2 separate regions of the Homo sapiens genome follow, and region 1 is linked to region 2. Evidence: chromatin loops called from intact Hi-C (ENCODE). Cell type or tissue: OCI-LY7. All regions are shown on one strand. Links, peaks and the distances in the headings refer to the core of each region. The heading gives the core; the rest is flanking DNA.

The links. Hi-C counts contacts between places; a loop is a spot of excess contacts. Peaks named below come from ENCODE experiments on the same cell type or tissue, not always from the same donor. Only the 100,000 strongest peaks of a DNase experiment are listed, where the experiment ranks them.
Region 1: it touches region 2 in a loop (1.9-fold over the local background); 1 of 110 quality-filtered maps calls a loop at or near these places.

The regions. Positions count from the first base shown.
Region 1 is chr21:17,774,523-17,777,332 of GRCh38, reverse strand. The region is part of intron 2 of LOC124900465 (a long non-coding RNA gene); the gene reads right to left. Among named protein-coding and RNA genes, the nearest start is that of C21orf91-OT1, 17 kb to the left of the region's middle. RefSeq lists an enhancer at 1,602-1,651. In OCI-LY7, for the core only: no CTCF peak of the experiment used is centred there; a DNase peak (open chromatin) is centred at 1,352.
Region 2 is chr21:17,923,611-17,926,420 of GRCh38, reverse strand. It overlaps a transcript of CHODL not described here. Among named protein-coding and RNA genes, the nearest start is that of LINC03147, 39 kb to the right of the region's middle. In OCI-LY7, for the core only: CTCF peaks have their summits at 112, 313 (motif pointing left), 1,009 and 1,211 (motif pointing right); a DNase peak (open chromatin) is centred at 1,230.

The sequences.
Region 1 (2,810 bases), core at 175-2,674, 150 kb after region 2:
TCATTATAACTACTGATGAGTTACCAAATTCCAAAGTCCCCCACAGATGGTTTGTGTAAACAGAGCCTGTAATAAGCTATCCTGTAGAGACATTTCTTTGAGAAGGTTTTAAACTGCTAACTATAGCACCAGTGATCTTGAAACTTTCACTAGTAGAGGCTTCAACATTTCAATGAGAGGTCACTTTGGGACAGTGTGGTGAGAGTGGTCGCTAAGGAGAGATTACTTGGGAGCCATCTACAATGGTCTAAATGGCCCCTCCTCAATGAAGGGAGGCAGAGACATTTCTGTGAAGTGAGACTGCCCATATGTAGACATACACACATACATACATACGTACATACATTTGCCAAAATGATGTATTTGAGCCAGCATATTAGGTTCTTTTTTTGCTTTTCTGGGTGGCAGTAGTACAAAAGAAGGAGCAACTAGACTAAAAGTCCAAAGGACATGGGAATAAATAATAATAATACATAATAATAAAATGCTATACAAAAACCACCAAGTGCCATGAGTTGTTCTAATACTTTACAATCATTAAATGAGTTCATCCTCTTAACAAACCTAAAAAGTGGGAACTATTACTTTACAGATGGGAAACGAAGGCACACATTTGCATTGACGAAATTATTCTATTATAAGGGGTGGAGCTGGGATTTGAGACAGCCCTTCTGGCTACCAGAGTCTTGCTCCAACTTTCAGTAAGTCTAGTATCTATTGACAAAATGTACTGTTCTTATCGCCTCTTATGACTTACCCCATTTGTTTGGGTTTTTAAGCATCAGCAAATTTGCCTTGCAAGCTGCTCTTGTGCTTAAGAGTTATCTATATGAAAGGAGAAATTATACATTCAAATAGTCATGTGATATTAATTAAATGAACCAGATCATAGATCGAATTTGCTGTTCATAGATGATCTTTTAGTTTAAAAAGTAGGAGACTATAAAAGTGCTGTTTCTTCAGCTATCATTCAAAGGCCTATTCATCAATCTATCCCTGGGTCATAAAAACTCCTATTTTATAACAGGCACATAAACAGATGCCTCCCATAATTCAATGATTCTGCACCCCATTCTATTCATTACCAACAAAGTGTAAAATGCTCCTCTTAAAAAACAGACAACAGGAGTGGCTGGCAAGATGGCCAAACAGGAACAGCTCTGGTCTGCAGCTCCCAGAGAGATCAGTGCAGAAGGCAGGTGATTTCTGCATTTCCAACTGAGGTACACGGCTCATCTCATTAAGACTAGTTAGACAGTGGGTGCAGCCCACGGAGGGCGAGCTGAAGCAGGGTGGGGCATCACCTCAGCTGGGAAGTGCAACGGGTCGGGGAACTCCCTCCCCTAGCCACAGGAAGTCATGAAGGACTGTACCATGAGTAACGGTGCACTCTGGCCCAGATGCTACGCTTTCCCCATGATCTTCGCAACCTGAAGACCAGGAGATTCCCTCTGGTACCTATACCACCAGGCCCCAGGGTTTCAAGCACAAAACTGGGCGGCCGTTTGGGCAGACACCAAGCTAGCTGCAGGAGTAGTTTTTCATACCCCAGTGGCATCTGGAATGCCAGCGAGGCAGAACCATTCGCTCCCCTGGAAAGGGGGCTGAAACCAGGAAGCCAAGTGGTCTAGGTTAGCAGATCCCACTCCCACAGAGCCCAGCAAGCTAAGATCCACTGGCTTGAAATTCTCGCTGCCAGCACAGCAGTCTGAAGTCGACCTGGGACACTAGAGCTTGGTGGAGGGAGGGGCGTCTGCCATTACTGAGGGTTCAGTAGGTGGTTTTCCCCTCATAGTGTAAACAAAGCCTCTCAGAAGTTCAAACTGGGCGGAGCCCACCACATCTCGGCAAAGCTGATACTGCCAGCCTGCCTCTCTAGATTCCTCCTCTCTGAGCAGGGCATCTCGAAAGAAAGGCAGCAGCCCCAGTCAGGAGCTTATAAATAAAACTCCCATCTCCCTGGGACAGAGCATCTGGGGGAAGGGGCGGCTGTGGGCACAGCTTCAGCAGACTTAAACGTTACTGCCTGCTGGCTCTCAAGAAAGCGGCGGACCTCCCAGCACAGTGCTCGAGCTCTGCTAAGGAACAGATGCCCTCCTCAAGTGGGTCCCTGACCCCTTTGCCTCCTGACTGGAAGACACCTCCCAGCAGGGGAAGACAGACACCTCATACAGGAGAGCTCCGGCTGGTATCTGGCGGGTGCCCCTCTGGGACAGTGCTTCCAGAGGAAGAAGCAGGCAGCAATCTTTGCTCTTCTGCAGCCTCTGCTGGTGATACCCAGGCAAACAGGGTCTGGAGTGGACCCCCAGCAAACTCCAGCAGACCTGCAGCAGAGGGGCTGACTGTTAAAAGGAAAACTAACAAACAGAAAGGAATAGCATCAACAAAAAGGACATCCACACGGAAACCCCATCTGAAGGTCACCAACATTAAAGACCAAAGGTAGATAAATCCATGAAGATGAGGAAAAACCAGTGCAAAAAGGCTGAAAATTCCAAAAACCAGAACGCCTCTTCTCCTCCAAAGGATCACAACTCCTCTCTAGCAAAGGAACAAAACTGGACAGAGAATGAGTTTGACGAATTGACAGAAGTAGGCTTCAGAAGGTGGGTAATAACAAACTCCTCCAAGCTAAAGGAGCATGTTCTAACCCAATGCAAGGAAGCTGAGAACCTTGAAAAAAGGTTAGAGGAATCGCTAACTAGAATAACCAGTTAAGAGAAGAACATAAATGACGTGATGGACCTGAAAAACACAGCACGAGAACTTTGTGAGCATACACAAGTATCAATAGCCAAATCCATCAAGCA
Region 2 (2,810 bases), core at 62-2,561:
GTATGAGAATGGACTAATACACTTCAGGAAAAAAAAAAAAAAAACCCACCTTATTTATTTGTTACCCTCAGTAGCTTACTTAATCATTTGTCCTTGTGTAAACAATGTGTGTTGAGACCCTAGGCAAGTATAATTCTGTTGTCTAACCTAAAACAAAGAATTAAATTTTTTTTTCATTTCATAAAGGAAAAGCTAAACTTTTGTAAAATGGCAATACAAATATCAACACATGTTATGTTTAATTAGTTGGACTAATATGAAAGCTGTCTGTGTATCAGCTTTTTAAGATTTTCATCCTGATCTTTGAGAACTGAGCAGTGCGGTTTTGCTGCCCTCTTGAGGAAAGACAAGAATCATTACACCTACTAATTTAGAGTTTTTATGTTCTCATTATGCTTATTGGAACTAATTAAATTACTATTAATTAAACCACAAATTAAAATAAGTTTTGAAATACTAATTGTCTATTAAACATCTCAAATTATATCCTCATGAGTAAACAAAGAAAAAGAATAAACATCTCAAAGAAACTTATAATCACTACATTACTAAACTTTGAAAATAACCAATAAAAGATATTGGGTCCACTATTTGACCTTTCTGGACAACCAACATGGAATAGTCATTTACTCAAAGGAACTCAGAAAGTGTGTGGCTCACTTATAGTCCTGGATTGCCTGTATAAAATGTAATGAATAAAATAACAAAAATAGGAATCATCCAAATCTATTATAAATAAATTTATCCTTTTACTCGCAGGCGAATTTAAAATTTGTGGATGTTAACATACTAAGTTCCTATAATTTAAATCTCCCAATTCATGACAATGAAAAAGCAAACTCCATAAGGAGTAGCTCCTTGTTTATTTATTCAACAAGCATTTATTCAAAGCCTTCTATGTACTCTTTATGAATAATGCCAAAGGTCAGTTGAGAAATCAATGAGTTATTTAATTCTTTCCTATTTGCCCTCTGACACTTCAAATGTGTGGCCAAATTTACACTCAGCATGAAAGTCAGCTATCAGGAAACTGGCCCAGGTGCATACATCTTCACCCATTCTCCACCTGAGCAATCAAACCATTAATATGTATTAAGAGCTCTCTGCCTGCACAGTTCTAAAATTTTAAACCTGTGAAAACTGAGAGTCAACTTTCATGTTATGGACTGGTCACAATTTTGGATATGCACACTGTAGCATGGTACTAGAGTGACCACTAGAGGTCGCATCAGGTGGAATTTACAGAGGCTGCTCATACGCAGATTGGATTCTCCTCAGGGGTGTGTCCTTTCCTTTCTTCCACCCCACACGGCCACTAGTGCCCCCTCCCTTGAGCTTGGCTGCCCAGATTGCTCACTAATGCACTCTTTAACCTAAACTTCCAGTGACTTATGTTCCAGACTATTCTTTTTATAATATTTGCCTTTAGAATGTCTTAATCCTGATTCCCAACTGTATTAACTAATTCAGACCACAGGCTTAATGAGTGATCATTGATTGGTGTCTTTGTCTTCTTATGTAGCATTTTTTTAACAGAGCCAGATAAGGACAAGCTCTGTGGTAATATAACAGAATGATTAGCAGTGCACCTATTTGGTTTTACAAGGTGGATATGATGACAATGTACAAAAAAGAAAAACTTATTTCTGTAGACTTATTAATTTCTACCCTGAATGCAATATCAAGCATGTATTATTGATTTTTATGTTATGTTCAGCTAAAAAGTCCTTCAGTCTAGAGATTTCAGATAATAAAAAGTCCAGGTCAGAACAGTCCCGACTAATTGTATAATGACAATCTCATTTCAAGTTAAAACTTCTCTTCTCTCCCAGCTTCAGACTTGGAAGCCTGCAATGGGCAAATAGGATGAAGCTGGCTTCCTTTCTCTTCCTTGTTCACCTCCTCTCCTGCTAGGTCAGGCCCAGGGAAGAGGAGTTGGCAGGAAAGTGCACAGCTGCTCCATGGTGACACAGTTGTGATCTCACATCATTTCTCTCCGGTCTCCAAGGCTGATTCTCCAATAAAGGGTTTTTGGAGACAGCCCTCGGACACCTTTGCACTAGAGTGCACCAACTGCCTCTCCTCCCACAGGCTACTTACTGCTCCCTCCTGCTGGCCCTTGGGCTTCTGGCTGCCCATTTCTCTCCTCAAGTCCCTTCACCATCAGCTATACTCCAGCGGAGGATGCTGACCAGCTCTCTTTTCTGCATTCACACAGCTTTCACAGGAAATGCTACTTTTATTCTCCCCCTTGTGTACATGCCTTTGCTCCCTGTTTAGCACTTTGTATGGTGCTACCGGGCAGAGGCACCTCCAGCCACAGCCTCTCACCTTTAGCTTCCTCAGGCATGAGCCAAATATCAGACACTCTATCCCTCAAACTCCAAGAGACCCTCACGTTCCTCAACATCCTTCTCTTCCAAAGAAAGGGAGAGGGGAAGAACAGCATGTCAACAACACTCTCCAAAGAATTCCTGACTCTCAGCTTCTTTGACTTCAACCTGTTTCAAAACTCAAGTAAGTGATTGTTTAAAGCTATCTTTGTGTTGCCATCTTTCTAGTTCCACATGAGTAGTTTGGCACCTTTTCTAAATTATAGGGCTACTTAAGAACAAGTATTTTGTTCCTGGCCTTTGGGACTTGTATAAAACTGAAGAACTGGCCAGGCACAGTGGCTCAGGCCTGTAATCCCAGTACTTTGGGAGGCTGAGGTGGGCGAATCACGAGGTCAGGAGTTTGAGACCAGCCTGACCAACATGGTGAAACCCCGTCTCTACTAAAAATACAAAAAATTAGCTGGACATAGTGGC